Linked DNA regions of Homo sapiens: region 1 is linked to region 2. A link is an interaction called in ENCODE POLR2A ChIA-PET data of the cell type or tissue named here. Cell type or tissue: PC-3. All regions are shown on one strand. Each heading gives the region's core, and the rest is flanking DNA. Links, peaks and the distances in the headings are about the cores only.

What was found. ChIA-PET counts read pairs that join two places held together with the same protein. Peaks named below come from ENCODE experiments on the same cell type or tissue, not always from the same donor. Only the 100,000 strongest peaks of a DNase experiment are listed, where the experiment ranks them.
Region 1: POLR2A ChIA-PET joins it to region 2 with 10 read pairs; 2 of 35 experiments call an interaction of 5 or more read pairs at or near these places.

The regions. Positions count from the first base shown.
Region 1 is chr2:33,386,795-33,394,794 of GRCh38, reverse strand. LTBP1 (latent transforming growth factor beta binding protein 1) reads right to left here. Exons shown (of 34, transcript NM_206943.4): 32 at 5,489-5,611. Among named protein-coding and RNA genes, the nearest start is that of MIR4430, 28 kb to the left of the region's middle. In PC-3, for the core only: no CTCF peak of the experiment used is centred there; no DNase peak of the experiment used is centred there.
Region 2 is chr2:33,490,842-33,501,131 of GRCh38, reverse strand. All of the region lies in intron 1 of RASGRP3 (RAS guanyl releasing protein 3), which reads right to left. Among named protein-coding and RNA genes, the nearest start is that of RASGRP3, 19 kb to the right of the region's middle. RefSeq lists enhancers at 1,722-1,871, 2,381-2,640, 3,641-3,690, 5,478-5,627, 6,618-6,737. In PC-3, for the core only: no CTCF peak of the experiment used is centred there; DNase peaks (open chromatin) are centred at 6,051 and 6,611; H3K4me3 peaks cover 1,368 bases; H3K27ac peaks cover 2,453 bases.

The DNA.
Region 1 (8,000 bases), core at 1-8,000, 110 kb after region 2:
AAAGAGCCTGCATTGCCAAGACAATCCTAAGCCAAAAGAACAAAGCTGGAGGCATCATGCTACCTGACTTCAAACTATACTACAAGGCTACAGTAACCAAAACAGCATGATGCTCGTACCAAAACACAGATACAGACCAATGGAACGGAACAGAGCCCTCAGAAATAATACCACACATCTACAACCATCTGATCTTTGACAAATCTGACAAAAACAAGAAATGGGGAAAGGATTTCCTATTTAATAAATGGTGCTATGGTGCTGGGAAAACTGGCTAGCCATATGTAGAAAGCTGAAACTGGATCCCTTCCTTACAAAATTATACAAAAATTAATTCAAGATGGATTAAAGACTTACATGTTAGACCTAAAACCATAAAAACCCTAGAATAAAACCTAGGCAATACCATTCAGGACATAGGCAGGGGCAAGGACTTCATGTCTAAAACACCAAGAGCAATGGCAACAAAAACCAAAATTGACAAATGGGATCTAATTAGACTAAAAAGCTTCTGCATAGCAAAAGAAACTACCATCAGAGTGAACAGGCAACCTACAGAATGGGAGAAAATTTTTACAATCTACCCATCTGACAAAAGGGCTAATATCCAGAATCTACAAAGAACTTAGACAAATTTACAAGAAAAAAAATCAAACAACCCCATCAAAAAGTGGGAGAAGGATATGAACAGACACTTCTCAAAAGAAGACATTTATGCAGCCAAAAGACACATGAAAAAATGCTCATCATCACTGGCCATCAGAGGAATGCAAATCAAAACCACAATGAGATACCATCTCACACCAATTACAATGGCGATCATTAAAAAGTCAGGAAACAACAGGTGCTGGAGAGGATGTGGAGAAATAGGAACACTTTTACACTGTTGGTGGGACTGTAAACTAGTTCAACCATTGTGGAAGACAGTGTGGCGATTCCTCAAGGATCTAGAACTAGAAATACCATTTGACCCAGTCATCCCATTACTGGGTATATACCCAAAGGTTTATAAATCATGCTGCTATAAAGACACATGCACATGTATGCTTACTGTGGCACTATTCACAATAGCAAAGACTTGGAACCAACCCAAATGTCCATCAATAATAGACTGGATTAAGAAAATGTGGCACATATACACCATGGAATGCTATGCAGCCATAAAAAATGATGAGTTCATGTCCTTTGTAGGGACATGGATGAAGCTGAAAACCATCATTCTCAGCAAACTATTGCAAGGACAGAAAACCAAACACCGCATGTTCTCACTCATAGGTGGGAATTGAACAATGAGAACACTTGGACACAGGATGGGGAACATCACACACCAGGGCCTTTCGCGGGGTTGGGGGAGGGGGGAGGGATAGCTTTAGGAGATATACCTAATGTAAATGATGAGTTAATGGGTGCAGCACACCGACATGACACATGTATACATATGTAACAAAACTGCACGTTGTGCACATGTACCCTAAAACTTAAAGTATAATTTAAAAAATTTAAAAAAAGAACTTACTCATATAACCAAATACCACAAAAAAAAAAAAAAAAAAAAAAAAAGAAGAAGAAGGAAACAACAGACACTAGTGGAGGGTGGGAGGAGGGAAGCAGAAAAGGTAATAACTATTGGGTACTGGGCTTCACACCTAGGTGATGTAATAATCTGTACCACTAACCCCCATGACATGTTGCCTATGTAACAAACCTTTATATGTACCCCTGAACCTAAAAGTTAAAAAAATTTGTACCATAAAAAAAAAATTGAGTAATACATCCATGGCAGGCCCATTTTAAAACTTTAAAGGAGAACAAGAGTCCCAGCTACTCAGGAGGCTGAGGCAGGAGAATCTCCTCAGCTCATGGGGTGAAGACCAGCCTGGGCAATATAGTGAGACCCCAATTTAAAAAAAAAAAAAAGTGACACCACATACTCAAAGCCAGTTAAGAAACACACAAAATAAAGACTTAATCTACGACAATATTTTCAGATCCCATGTATCACAGCAAAATGATTTCTACTTCATATCTAATACCTTTTTTATTATTACAGAAATTAAAACATAAAAAGTAAAACTTGAAACTCCCCACACATCAGGCAGGCTCCCCAAAATACTTCTGCAGGACTCTAAAACAGGTCAGGACACTACAGTCTCTGGTCCAAATCTGGCCTGCTACCTATTTTTGTAAATAAACCCAGCCACGCCCATTTGCTGCTGTGCTATCTAGGGCTGCTTTTGTGAAACTACAGTAGAGTTGAATACCTACAACAGAAACCACATGACCTGCAAAGCCTACAAATTTTACCATCTGGGCTCGGTGCGGTGTCTCACACCTTTAATCCCAGCACTTTGGAAGGCCAAGGCAGGTGGATCACAAGGTTAGGAGTTCAAGACCACCCTGGCCAACGTGGTGAAACTCCATCTCTACTAAAAATGCAAAAATTAGTCGGGCATGGTGGTGCATGCCTATAATCCCAGGGCTACTCAGGAGGCTGAGGCAGGACAATCACTTGAACCCAGGAAGTGGAGGTTGCAGTGAGCCAAGATTGCACCGTTGCACTCCAGCCTATGCAAGAGAGGAAGACTCTGTCTCAAAAAAGAAAAAAAAAAAATACTACCTGGCCCTTATAAAGGGCAAATGTTTGCCTATTCTCTGCTCAAGCAAATTCCAGTTTTAGAAGTACTGCTCTCCCTAAAGGTAACAGAGATGGTGAACCATAAAGGCGATAAGAAACCTCACTCAGCCTCCGTCTATGTTACTATCTACCCAACACAATCATTTTTGCAGCAGGCTCCAAAAGCCCTTGCTGGAGGTCAGAAAACTGGCTGGGAAGGGGGAAATATTTCTCTGCAACTTGTAAGAAATGTAAAGGCCATTACATCGTCCAAGCTGGAGGTCTTGGAACTGCATCTCAATTTCCTATGTTGCTAAATAAGAGATTGATGTGACACCAACATGTTTATTTCTTAACATGTGTAGTTAATTAAAAAAAAGAGCTTTAAAGCAATGCCAGCATTAAAAAGAAGGTACATAAGCCAGACATTTCAACATGAAAATTCCTGGAATCCAAACTATAATGCCATAGAGGCTTCTGACTTTTAGACTCTCAGGACCCATCAGTGCCTGGGATTTTGGTTCTCCATTTGTCCTGGGGTTACTGAGGTTTCAGTGCTTTTCATAATCCCAGGCTCTTGCTTACATCTAAGAACAGAGTTATTGAGGAGGTCTAGGGAGGAAAGCTGTAAGCCACGGGATTGTCAGAGTTGCATATAGACTTAACCTGGTATTCCTGATTAATGGGGCAAGCTGGGCTTTCTTTCAACCTTAATAATTCTTCTCCCTTCCTTTTTTCTTAAGTAAACGTTTACTGACCCGTAACATATACAGAGAAGCATCAAACCCTAAGTGCACAGTCTTGTAGCTGTGAGTGCATTCTGGTCCATTTCATAAAGAGCTGCATGGTTATGTGCTGTGGATGAAAAGAAAGAGTGTTGTTCATCTATGGTGTTAGGAGTCAGGATAGTGGTTACCCTAGGGAGGGGGGTGGGAAAAGGCACCAGGGGCCTTCTGGAGGCTGGCACTGCTCCTGGCCTGGGTGGGAGTTACACAGGCGTGTGTTAAGCAGCCTAGCTGGATTAATAGAATGTTCTTATCATGGACATTTTAAAACATTTTTAATTCTACCAGATGATCAATACACTACATCCTTCAAAAAAAAAAAGGTGGAGGGGAAGGAAGGACAAGGAGGGAATGAAGAAGGGAGAGAAAGGGAAAAGAGAAAGAGAAGAGAAGGAAAAAAAAAATAAAAGCTCTTGATGCAGAACTGAAATAGATCCTAAATTCAGCTAGAAATCTCATGCTGTTGCCCCAGAACTGGGTCCTGGCTAGGACGCTTCGTGCACAGGTGACAGGGCCCAGGACAGAAAAAAGCTTCACTGCATTTTTCTCTAAAGTCCTAAGTCAAACTCCTCGGTCGGCAGCAATTACCTATCTTAAAAATGTGGTGCAGGCCAGGCATGGTGGCTCACACCTATAAGCACTTTGGGAGGCCGAGGCGGATGAATCACTTGAGTCCAGGAGTTCGAGACCAGCCTGGACAACATGGTGAAACCCCCCATCTCTACGGAAAAAATACAAAAATTAGCTGCACATAGTGGCACGTGCCTGTAGTCCCAGCTTCTCGGGAGACTGGGGTGGGAGGATCGCTTGAGCCCAGGAGGCAGAGTTGCAGTGAGCTGTGATCATGGCACTGCACTCCAGCCTGGGCAACAGAGCGAGACCCTATCTCAAAAAAAAAAAAATTTGTGGTGAAGCTACACGTGAGGATGGCCCCTCTGTGAGCTGTGGACGAGGCTCTCAAAATGGGCGTTTTCCTGTTCTCGTTCTTGAAGTGAGACTATCTACTATCTACTAATATTTCATTGTGGACCTCCTGCTGTTTCAGACTTCAAATTGTCTGTATTTGAAAAGTCTGATTTGAGCTTGTGTGTTTGTAGGCTTCCTCACACAACATTTACGTTCTAAAGGGGATCACAATTTGCAGATACACACTCCCACCTCCCCCATGAAAGCTGTGCTCACTAATCCAGGAAAAGTTGGCACACATTATTTCTTACTCCATAAATCCCCTCACCAATGTATTTTAAAAAGTCATTTCTGACCAAAAGGGCAATTCTTCTCTTACCTCCTACTCTAAAACACTTATAATAATGATCAACTTGTACAGTTAACATTTGCATTTCCCTGTAGGAAAAAAAGGCTGCAATACAACTGGGCTCTCATGGAAACCTTGGCCCTCAAACTAGTCCACCACTTAAAGAGAAGAGAAATGATTTTGTTATAGAAATTATAATGATAGGCAGGGCACGGTGACTCATGCCTGTAATCCCAGCACTTTGGGAGGCCAAGATGGATGGATTACAAGGTCAGGAGTTCAAGAAGAGCCTGACCAACATGGTGAAACCCAGTCTCTACTAACAATACAAAATTTAGCCGGGCATGGTGGTGCGTGCCTGCAATCCCAGCTACTTGGGAGGCTGAGGCAGCAGAATCGCTTGAATCCGGGAGGTGGAGGTTGCAGTGAGCTGAGATCGTGCCACTGCACTCCAGCCTGGGTGACACAGCGAGACTCCATCTCAAAACTTTAAGAAAAGTAAATATAACAGTATCCCCACCAGCAAGACTATTCATCAAATGCAATGGTTCTTTTTGTTTGTTTTGAGATAGGGTCTCATTGTGTTGCCCAGGCTGGAGTGCAGTGGTGTGATCTCGGCTCACGAATGATGCAGTGGTTCTTAGACTCACCCACGCAGAAGGACTGCCCTTGTGAAACAAAGATGGCTGGGTCCCACCCTAGACTTTCTGACCAGCAGGTCTGGGGTGGGACCAGAAATGCTGCATTGCTAACAAGTTGCCATTACATTTTGAGGACCACTGATTAATCTTCAACCACAACTTAGTATCAAAGGAACAAGGTTATTTTGCTTACGGTCTTGGATGAAGTAGGGATCGGCTTCTGGAGTATACTGTTCACTGAAGTCAACCAAGGCGTCCCGTCCATATGGCTGCCGGCGTCCCGTCACGGGGATGTTACACAGCTGAGCATAGTCATCTAAGGAGTAGACAAGCAGCATGAGGCCCCACCACTGTTAGCTCGCACCTGCCCCACCCCCTCGCAGCTCAGAGCAACGGGAATCTGCCAGCACACCCTTCCACGTGTGTCTCCATCTCCTGCGTACCACTGAGCCTGGAAAGTGTCTGAATATCTTTTGATGGGAATTTTATGCATCCACGTACAACGACTGCTGTACAGCATAATTAAGGTTCCAAATTGAAGATCAAAAATATTAGCTTAACAGTGGGTAGACCACATCCCAGAGCAGTAAAGGGCTGACAAAACGGAGCCATCTGAGAGTGCTTCAGGCCTTTTGGAAGGATGGCTTTATCTAAAGCCATCAAGAGTTATCATCAAAAACATTTTTAAAGTAGAAAGTAGTCATTCTGACAGAGAGGTGCTTTTTCGCTCTCTAGAGACAGGAATAAATATATCTCTGGTGTCCAAAAATGATACAGCACCAGGCAAGGATGCTGCTTAAATTTAGTAGTCACGATTATAACTCTACAGTCTCTATGGATAGCATTATAGCTATGCTGAGAGTCATAATAATCACGATAATAAGAACAGCCGTGGTAGTGGTAATAACAACAGCTACCAGTCATATAATGCTTGCTCTATGCCAGATACTGTTCTAAGCACTTAATACACATCGATGCACTAAAAGACGCACACCATCCTATGTTCTACCATCTCCATTTTACCAGTGAGGAAACAAAAGCACAGAGAGGTTACATGACAGCTGCCATGTGGCAGAACCTGATTTGAAGTCAGAAACGAAGCTCCAGAGTGTACAGTTTTCACATTTGTCTCCCCTGCAATGATCTCAGCTCCTTTGGAATTCCTGTCCTTACCATCTCTGTACCCCAGCTAGACCCATCTGTGGTTTTCACCTCCTGAGGCCATATTGCTGTTCCACACTGGGTCAGCCCCACGGCCCCCTGACTCCTAGACTCCCCTTTACTCCTCCCCCAAGGACCCACCAGTGCACAGGATTTTGGTTCTCCATTTGTCCCGGGGTTACTGAGGTTTCAATGCTTTTCATGATCCCAGGCTCTTGTCTACATTTAAGAACAGAGTTATTGAGAAGGTCTAGGGAGGAAAGCTGTAGAAAGGACAGCCTCATGTTCTGAGTATGTTCCACAAAATACACTTCCCAAAGATACATCTAGCAGTTGGTGAAATTCTGGGGCTCCACGGATGTCAACAGCTCTGTTAGGACTGTGAGGTGCAGGCAGGCTACAGGCCCCAGGACCAGATGGACATGAGTGGGGCAGTCACACAAGGCAATGGCCACACTTGCCTAGAATTTTCCTCTATTGTCATGCAAGGCAATGGCCACACTTGCCTGGAATTTTCCTCTATTGTCGCGCAAGGCAATGGCCACGTTTGCCTGGAATTTTCCCCTATTGTGTTTATTCTTGCAACATACAAAAAAAAAAAACCCCACCAAGGCAATACTGTGAACCCTGAAGGCTTTCTTTTATCAGCTCCTACTTAAATGACTGGAGGAATGAGGGTGACGAATCAAAGGTGTGTGTGTATGCATGTGCACACGTGCACACACACATTCTGAGAACTGCCCAAAGCAAGCGTGAGGCCAGAAAAGACCTTGAACCACTGGATAGGGTAGGATTCTGGCTGCCCCTGTCTAAAATTCTCCTTATGTGGAAGCATTCCAGGAACAACATCCAGACTCCAGGCGTCCCAGCACTTTTGCATGAAACCATTCTGTGTGAAATATTAATTTCATTAAGGAAATAGCCGAACCTGGAAAAAGATTCTTGACTCAAAAGAAAAGAACTACTTCAAACAGAGAGAGCACAAATGGCTGTCAGTTCTGCTTAAAGTTTGAAAACGCAGAATTAAGGATTTCTTTGCGAGAGCAAGATTGCTGAAATGTTTACAAGTTTCAAGAGCTGAGGTCATCTTCTCCCATTATTTTTTATATACATTTGTTGTACATCTGAAAGACAGACTTGTTCCATATTTTATATTGAAGCCACAGTTGTGATCTAGAGGAGATGTTAAAAATGAATTAATTCTGGTACTTATTTTTAAAGAAACTGTCGGCCGGGCATGGTGGCTCATGACGCAGGTCAAGGTGGGTGGATCACGAGATCAAGAGATGGAGACTATCCTGGCCAACATGGTGAAACCCTGTCTCTACTAAAAATACAAAATTAGCTGGGCATGGTGGCACGTACCTATAGTCCCAGCTACTCAGGAGGCTGAGGCAGGAGAATCGCTTGAACCTAGGAGGCAGAGGTTGCAGTGAGCCGAAATTGCACCACTGCACTCCAGCCTGGGTGATAGAGCGAGACTCCGTCTCAAAAAAAAAAAAAAAAAAAAAAGGGTCTTGCTCTGCCACCCATGCTGGAATGCA
Region 2 (10,290 bases), core at 1,218-9,217:
TCTATAGCGACAGAAAGGAGATTAGTGGTTGCCAGGCACTGAGGGAAGGCAGGAATGGGAATTGACTGCAGTGGGTTCACCGTTTCTTTTTGGAGTGATAAAATTGCTGTCCAATTTGATAGTGCTAGTTGTTGAAGAACCTTGTGAATACACTAAATACCATTGAACTGTGCACTTTATTTTATTTATTTATTTTTTTGAGACGGAGTCTTGCTCCGTTGCCAGGCTGGAGTGCAGTGGTGCGATCTTGGCTCACTGCAACCTCCGCCTCCCAGGTTCAAGCGATTCTCCTGCCTCAGCCACCTGAGTAGCTGGGATTACAGGTGCGCGCCACCATGTCCGGCTACTTTTTGTATTTTTATTAGAGATGGGGTTTCACCATGTTGGCCAGGCTGGTCTCAAACTCCTGACCTTGTGATCCGCCTGCCTCGGCCTCCCAAAGTGCTGGGATTACAGGCGTGGGCCACCGCACCCACCTCCTTCTCATTTTTTTAACCTGCTATATCTCCCATATTTCCTTCCTTGGTCTATGGCTCAACCTGCCTCCCAGTATTCCATGCCAGAAACTTGGGACTCACCCTAGATTTCCTAGCACTCTCTTTTGCCATCCCTCATGCCCAAGTCTGATCACCTACTTCCCAGTTGTTTCTTCTCCTCGCCCACTGCCCTTCATCTCCACCGCCTCTCCTGGGTTCAAGCTGTCATCCCGTATCCCCTGGCCCACCGCAATGGCTCACTTCTCAGACTTCTATATTGGTTCTCAGTTCCTGTTTATCTCCCCTCTCTCCTGGGCCCAAATCAATCTTTCCAAATTATCAGATTGATTGCGGAACTCCTGTCTCCAAAATTCTTCCACAGTTCCCTGTGGTCTTACATAAATAGAAAGTCCTTTCCATGGCATACAAAGCCTGCCCCCTGCATTCCCTCCCTCCTTTTTCCTCTCTTTACTCCAGCACATGTGATACTGCTGTGAAAGGGAACTCTGGTTTCACAGACCCCATGCTTTGCACACATTGTTTCTTTATTTTTTTGAATGTCTCTCCTCTCCCAATACTTACGCTTGGCAATCCCCTACTCCCTTTTCCAGAATTCTCCTCTTCCTTCCTCACCCTTCCAGGTGGATTTTGGCACTCAGTGTACTGACTTCCTTTAGCTTTGTAAAATTTATGTTACTGAATGGTTCTGTCGGTCTCTCCAATGGCTTAAGAACAAAACTGTATTTTTTCTATCCCCTAGCCCAGAAGTGTGCCTGATATCTTTATATGACTACTTTTCTCTGCCATCATATTCTTTTGACATGGTCTGTACACTTCAAATTGGTTTCTTCTTTAATTTTCTTCTCTAATCTTATCCTCTCTTTTTTTTTTTGGATTTGATATTTTAATGGGGCATGTAATTCTCTGAGTATAGCTCAAGACACAGGTGATTTGATCCAAATCAGTTGACCCTTACAAGTGATTTGGGTCAAATCATTTATGTAAATATTTCAGATTTTTTAAATGCCGAGATTTTGCTACTTAATTAACATTGTGCATTGAGATACCAAAAACTGGTTTTGGTTTTGTTTTGTTTTGAGATGCGGGTCTCACTCCGTTGCCCAGGCTGGAGTGCAGTGGCGTGATCTTGGCACACTGCAACCTCCACCTCCTGGGTTCAGGCAATTCTCCCACCTCACCTTTCGAGTAGCTGGGACCACATGTGCGCACCACCACACCCAGCTAATTTTTGTATTTTTGGTAGATATGGGGGTTTCACCATGTTGCCCAGGCTGGTCTCGAACTCCTGAGCTCAGGCGATCCACCCACCTCGGTCTCCCAAAGTGCTGAGATTAAGCCACCGCACCTGGCCAAAAACTGGGGTTTCAATCACTGTATAGAGTGAGGATTAGGTGTCTGGACAAAGCCAGGGAGACAGGTGGTTCACCTTAGGGAGGGACTCACTGTCCAGGATTGGGCTAGGACCAGGGATGGGGTGAATCTTAGGAGAGGAACAGAGGTCAGAAATGGGAGGGGGTTGGGGATGAGTCTAACCTTATTCTTGTCTTGATGTTTCTCTTTTGATTATTGAATACATTTATTTCTTTTATATTAACAGGCTCATAGTGGAATTTCAAGATATGCTTCCCAATTTTTAGTATTACAGATTGTTAAAGAGGATAAAATTACAGTGAATACTTCTCCAGTCACTTTCTTGTCTGTTGAATAAACACTTATTTCTGTGCCAGACACTATGATTAACACCATGGTGGAGGTACAAGCATATGTCAGGCACAGATTGTGATCTCGGAGGCTTGAGGATCTAGAGAGGGGGCACACATGGACAGAAGTTATGATCAGGGGCATTACGAAAGTGTTGTGAGAGAGGTAAAAACAAGGTGACTCATAGAACCGAGCTGTGCCTAGCCGCACAAGCAGGGATGCACTGGGCAGAGAGAAGAAGGAGAATGCTGCACACAGAGAAAATGGCACTGAAGAAGGCAGGGAGGCATGGAAAATCAGGAATGCTCAGAGGATGGTGAGGTCTTCAAGTTGGGATTAAAGTATATATTTGTTCATTCTTTCACTCAAAACCATTTTGAAGGGGAGAGAGGGACTATCATGTTCTGAACATCATAATGAAAGCTTCTGTGAAAGCCCATGTGACATAACCCAACACAGTCCTTCCTTGCTGGCCTTACACATTTTACTCGTTCTTTACTGAGTTCTTTTCTAAGTACAATGTAATGGTAAAGAGCATGGACTCTAGAGCCAGACCACTGGGATCAAATTCAACTCTTGAACTTTCTAACTGTGTGGTTTGGGGGTAAGTTATTTAATTTACTGTGTGTCTGTATCTTTAACTGTATGATAGAATAATAATAATGTCTGTGTTGTAGGGTTGTTATGAGAACTAAGTAAGTTAATAACAGGTAAAGTGCTTATTAACTGCCACATAGTATGCCCTCAATGAGTGTTAGCTGCTGTTATTATTTTCTTGGTAAGGGACCAAAAAGTGCCCTCTACTGAGGGATGCAATGATTCCTATTTCTGTCACTCCTCTCAAATTCATAAGCCACATACATTTTACCTACATATACCCATTTTGCAAAGAAAGGAAAGAAAGAGAGAAGGGAGAAAGGAAAGAAGGGCTGGAGAAAGGAAAGAAGGGCTGGAGAAAGGGAGGGGAAAAAGGCAGTGTAGGCCAGAAATCTGTATCATGAAATGAGAACTAGTTTAAATCCCATTTCTTCTATGACTTAGTCCATATTTTCTTAAATGAAAATTCTATAATATGCTTCTTACTCTGTATTATTCATTATTTTGGTAGATTAAAACTAGCTGTCTCTGGGCATACCACCCAAACCATTCAATGATATCTTTATTGATCAATTTACAATCTAATTTTTAAGAAGTATTTATTAAACACATACCGAAAGTACTCAAGGGAATACAAAGACACATATCTTCCTGCAAAGAGGTTAAAGAGCAGGAGATTTCAGTAGATACATTTAGAAATGTCAGTAATAGACCAATGAATCTTGAATGGGATCCAAGTCTGGACATTGCATTTATTCTTCTGTAGAATGAAAATAAATGCATGTCAGGTGATTAATGTCCCTAAAACAATTTGGGGGAGTGGATATTACACAAAAACTTTTCCACCAGCAGTTTTGCTAACAGATCTACTAGTCATAATAAGGATGCTGAAGAGTTGAAATAGTAACTGAAACCAAGCTGGGACTAAAATTAAAAAGAGAACCTCATCAGCTTCTGTGGTAATTTGTGGGGATTTCACAAGTCTGCAAGTTCACAGTTTTAGACCCTTGCCAATCTTTATCTCACCACAATATCTCATGTCTACTGGCTTCTTTTCAAACTTTGTTTCTAATCTCCAGTTCAGGAAACAGAGCATGTATATATTTATTTATCTTAGCACCCTTTAACTATTAATCATACAAAACTTGAAAGTATTCACCAAGCATTTAGGTAAAAAGATACTTCTTTACTACTAAATGCAACACAAAATATTTTATTATATTATTAAAACAGAAAAATACAAATTAAAATGTACAAATCTCACATTAACTTATTACTACGTACTTGAATTGGGAGAAAAAGAAAAAAAGCTACCATTAATCAATGAGTAGGAAAAAAATGCTGAAGTATCTAAAGCTGTATTTACACTTGAAATGTCAAGAAATACTCAAGACCCAAAACGTATTGCTTTCATGCATCTAAAGCAATGTGATGGGAGTAGGGGTTTGTTTTTTTTGTTGGTTTGTTTTGTTTTCTTTTTAAGATAAGTTCTCACTCTGTCACCCAGGCTGGAGTGAAGTGGTGCAATCTTGGCTCACTGCAACCTCTGCCTCCTGGATTCAAGTGATTCTCCCATCTCAGCCTTCTGAGTAGTTGGGACTACAGGCATGCGCCGCCACACCTTGCTAATTTTTGTATTTTTTGGTAGAGACAGGATTTCACTATGTTGCCCAGGCTGGTCTTGAACTCCTAACCTCAAGTGATCCACCCACCTCAGCCTCCCAAAGTGCTGGGATTACAGGTGTGAGCCACTGTGCCCAGCCCAAACATTTATTTTTTGACAACTAGAAAATTCCTCATGTCATCTAGATATATCCAGATCTCCATATCTTTGTTGTAACATAGGCCCTATCTGAAACATTCTAATGAATTCTTTATTAAGGACCATATTCACAGCAAGATGACTATAGATGCCATAAGCCTGACATCAGCAATATCTTACTTCATTGTGCTGTGGATCCTAAAATAAAATCACGCATTCTGTATTAACCCAAGAACTCTGGCTCTGATGTTATAGGAATGAAATGCAAGAGCAGAGTTCCTGTCCACACACTATAAATCTTGTCCTCAAATGCCTTGCTTTTTAAACTTTTTTCTCTTTATCTGATAAAGCCTATTTAAAGACATACAAATAATGAACCATGAATCTTTGTCCTTTCTCCAAATCGAAGATGGTGCAAGCTAATAAGTTCTACCTCACTCAGCAACTACAGGTTATAAACAGATTTAGCCCCTAGATGTATATTTTTTGTTAGGGCCATACAGGATTGGCTCTTACAAAGTTTCAAAAATTTTGAATTAATTGTGCAAATGTACAAATCTGAACCTTTACTTTAAAAATCCAGTTTTCTAGATTCTTGTGGAAAAATTGGTTCTGCTCATTTTAGGGCTGCATCCCCATGAGGCAACATTTGGATGGAGCTGAGCAGCAACTGACTGACTCCCAGTTCCCCAAAGTCCCTCCTACCTTCGGCTGTCTCCCCAAGTTGAGACCAAGTGACATTACCATTTACCATCCCACTATGTGCCTTTTCTCTTTCAGTAGATTTAAGAGGAAAGTGAACTATCACTTGTTCCAAACGGAGAAAGAATTGTTCTTTTTTTATTTTAAGAGATGAAGTCTCATTATGTTTCCCTGACTGGTCTCAGATTCCTGGGCTCAAGCAGTCCTTCTGCCTCAGCCTCCCAGAGTGCTGGGATTACAAGCATGAGGCACCATGCCTCGTCCAGAATTTTTCTTATTCCTAATTCATTTCACTCATTACATCATTATAATATCTTCCTGGTCCTGTAAACCAGGGGTCCCCAACCCCTGGGCCATGGCCTGGTCCATGGCCTGTTAGGAACCAAGCTGCCCGGCAGGAGGTGAATGCGGGTGAGGGAACATTACTGCCTGAGCTCTCCCTCCTGTCAGATGAGCTGCGGCGTTAGATTCTCACAGGACCACAAACCCTATTGTGAACTACACAAACAATGAATCTAAGTTATATGCTCCTTATGAAAATCGAATTACTGCCTGATGATCTGAGGTGGAACAGTTTCATCCCCAAACCATCTTCCCAACCCCCAGCCCCTGCCCTGTCTGTGGAAAAACAGTCTTCCACGAAATCTGTCCCTTGTGCCAAAAGTGTTAGGGATTGCTGCTGTAGACATCTGCACTTACAAGCCCTACCTCAGACTCACTGGGCTACCTACTGACACCACAGATGCAAAAGCTAAGGAGGATCTTTCAAAGTGCAGATCTTTGGAATGTTACTGTTTGTGGAGTGGACAAGGAAGAATGACAAGACAGTTACTATGCTTACTTAAGCCTTCTGACACATGTTTACTCTAAACGTAATTTCAAATTGCAAGACAAATTTCACCTCTTGCCTGAACAAGAAAGTAAATTTGGAGATTTCTGCAGCATTTGTCAAGCTTGGTTAGTCTAAGACATTAGTATTTATTTCCACTTGTAATATCCTCTAAATGTCTAGATTGCCTTCAAGTTTTAGAGTTTCCTCAGATTTCTGGTTTATTCTTTTATATTAATAGAAAAAGTTCTCAAAATCAGCAAAATAGTCATTAATGATTTCTAAAGAGCATGGGACTGGGTGCCAATGCCCCCTCAATACTTTACTTTGTAAAGATTTAGAGAAACTAGAATGTACGTTGGGCTACCTGAGAAAAAAATATGTACCTATTCGTGCTTAGAGGCAAACATTTTCAGATTCCACACACTATAGTGAGTATATAGTTTCACTCTCTCCCACTTCCTCTCTAGGTTGGTTTGGATTTGTTGACTACGAGTCACAGCTTACTTTTCCATGTCAGACTCAAGGAAATCACAGATATTCATCACGGTAGACCCTTTGGGATAATTTCCTGTAGGATAATTTCTAGCCCTTAGAATGAGTCACTTGTATAATTAGTGACTACACAAGTTGAACCGGTACTCTACTTTTGTTGTTGTTTATTACTCTAAAAAGGAAAACCAGAAACCAGGGAAGCGTTATTTACTGATCAGTGCAGCTGCGAGCCTTGGTCTCTAAGCACCTGGTTTCATCATCTTGGTCATTCACGTCTTCTGATAGTGTTTTTAGTCTACTCAGAGAAAACCGTAGCTCCAACAGAGAAAGAGGTTGTGCTAGTAGGCGACACAGAATATGTCCACTTTTCAAGGGGATTTTTTTACTTAGTTGCCAGTTTAACTACCTCATTCTATAAAGGAGAGCCCCAAGGCCAAAATGATAAGGTGATTTGCCTAAGTTGTAAATAGTGAGTTAGTAAAAGAAAGGAAAATATTCCATCATAGTGAGCTTCTATAGAATCCAGACTCATACTGGGGTCTCTAAGACATAAAAAGTATATGAGGCAGTAGGCTGATTTTGAACTAATGCATTTGCTTTAAAAACATCTGGGTCTTCTGACACGAAGCCACCCTTTGGCCATTTTGATACGGAGAAATGAAACAGCTATATGCTATCACCAGTCATGGAATTTCTTCTCACTGGTCTGATTTTGAGGGCACCTATTTTTTTTAATTTTGTAAAGATTATTTCAATCTGATCATCTCTCCTTGTCAAAAGATTTTTTTTTTTATTCATTCAGGAACTTGGTCTAAAATGATAGCAGGGATTTCAATAAAAAGCTCTAATCCCTGGCTGTTGGGTGCCGGGCATCTCAAGCAGGTCTGGATGTCTGTGAGATGGGTGAAGGTGACTTGGTGGAGGTAAGCTTGAGAAGGTGGAGCTGGGAACTCTAAATGGGTCTTGGCACAAACCATTGGTTCTCTGGCTCCAACACTTGGGTCCTGACACTGTTCATTTACTCCTGTCACATTGAATCCCACAGATTTTGCTGGTTTCTTTTAGCCACTCAAACCTTGGCTTCTCTTTTTAACTCTTCCAGAAAAGACTTTCAAGTACTCCTCTGCCCAGTCCAGACTCACTCTGACAGCACCACTAGGGACTCTGCCCCTGCTCTCCCAGGTGTTGGACCAGCTAGTCTGCATACCGCACCTCTCACTGTTGTTGTCCCCAGATTCTACCCACATCAGACAATGGCAGCTTTCTCAAGAAGGATAGGGATGGGATAAGTGGATTCGTCTGGAGCAAATGCTTCCCACATTGTCAGTTGTTTAGGGCTCAGGTAGCTCCAATTTTAGCCATGGGGAGATACTTACCTATTTTACTAAATGGATGATTGTGTCTAGGAGGATGCATGCCTCTTATTAATAGCTTGAAAGAAAATTCAAAGAGGCCCCTTGGTTCTGGTAGACAACCTGCCCAGTGAAATGAACACCTAAAGAAGAGGTACACACTCAGCATGATGGCACATCATTCTTCTGGATGACCTTTATACTTCACCCTGTCACTGCAGACTCATGAAGCCTGGGCAGAGCGAGCCAGGCGTGGTACTACTGGCTGACCTACTTCGGTGCACCAAGGCTCCCATACATGTCCCCAGAACATTTGCTCACTAGAATGTTCCCCTCCCCATCCTGATGCCTCCATGGATCGGTAAGCATGAGCACAGCTACATTACGGGCCAGGGCAGCTTCCAGGGTAGAGGCCTGTCTTAACAAGCTGGTATAACAAAACACCACAGACTGGATGGCTTAAATAACAGAAATTTATTTCTCACAGCTCTGGAGGCTGAGAAGTCCCTGTGAGGACTCTCTTTCTGGCTTGCAGATGGCCACCTTCTTCCTGTGTTCTCACATGGCACAGAAAGAGAAGCCTGGTGTCCCTTCCTCTTATAAGGACACCAGCCCTATCAGAAATTACAGCCCCACTCTTGTGACCTTGTTTAACCGTAATTACCTCCTTATAGGCTCTATCTTCAAACACAGTCATATTGGGGGTTAGAGCTTCAACATATGGATGCTGGGGGGTACAAAATTCAGTCCACATCTAGGCTCTCAACCAAGGACTGGAGATCTATACAATCCTGAAATCACACACAGAATTTTGTGTATTTGTGTCCATGGGCTTCTTTCTAGGATAAAGGCCCATAGCCTTCCTTGGGGGCTCGAAGCAGGTCTGTAATAAAAGTTTCATAACCTTTACTCAAACACACAAAGGTCAATTGCCCCAGAGGATTTCTGAAGAAGACAAAGGGAAATCAAAATTCCTGAGTTTCTACCACTCGATGTCATTTTTTATTACCTTAAAGCAAATGGACTTGCCCAATGCAAAAGGAGAGGAAAAATAACTTCACCTCCTGATTCTCACCATCAGTTGTTTGGAGTCACAAAAATTTAAGATACTGAAATTTTCATCTCCTCCCAAGATTCCATGAGCAACCTCAGGCTGAACATTCAATTCTGAAAACAGGTTTTCTCTTTTGCAGAAGTACCTATGATCCTGTCCAGGTCTAGAACTACTACTCCTGACTCCTGCCCATGAAGTTGCTTCCTACTCCACTTTGTTCACCCCCGTTACCCTTCAGCACCTTGGCCAGATGCCAGAAAGTCCATTGTGCCCTAGCCTAAGCCTCAGCCACGGGCTGCTGTGCTGTGCTGTCCACCAGCCTCACCTGGCACCTCTCAGTGCAGGGCAGCTGAGAGATGGCTGCGAGGCTGCATAGACAATTATATAATTCTAGCCACATCACAAAAACACTATCCAATGGTAGCTTTCAAATAAAACTTATAACAATGAGGACTGATGATATTTTGTTGGCTCACAAACCACAAGAGTTCAGATGCAAACGCAATGCAGTCTCCAGACTAAGGAAACTGATAATACATGCAATCTCTACACCATCTTGTGTGCAATTTTGTATGTAGTTAATGTCTTTCTCCACAGGATATTAAAAAGCAATTACCTTTGTCCTTTAAAATGATTTGGCAAATAATAGCATTATTTCTATGTTATAAATAAATAAGTTGGAATACAAAAAGATTAAGTATTAATACATTTCCAATTGATTAATCAATCTATCCATCAACCAGTAAGCAGTTATTAAACAGTATCTTGTTTCTTTTTTTTTTCTGGGTGACAATTAAGTTTTACTTTTTTTATTTTTAATTTTTTTGAGACACAGTCTCACTCTGTTGCCCCAGGCTGGAGTGTAGTGGCACGATCTCGGCTCACTGCAACCTCTGCCTCCCAGGTTCAAGTGAGTCTCCTGCCTCAGCCCCCCAAATAGCTGGGACAATAGGCAATGCACCACCACACCAGCTAATTTTTGTATTTTTAGTAGAGACGAGGTTTCCCTATGTTGGCCAGGCTGGTCTCAAACTCCCGGCCTCAAGCAATCCGCCTGCCTCGGCCTCCCAAAGTGCTGGGATTACAGGCATGAACCACCGTGCCTGCTCTAAATGTTATCTTTTAATCTAATAAAAGTGTAACTCTGACAACAAAAGCAGCTAACTCTTACCTTGTCACAGAAAAAAATGTATCTGTTTTAGGCCCAGTATCCAAATCATTCTTTACTGGCTCAACAAATACGTCTCTACCTTCCAGACATTATGCCAGGGCCTGGGTATCCGGCAGTGAACTAAACAGGC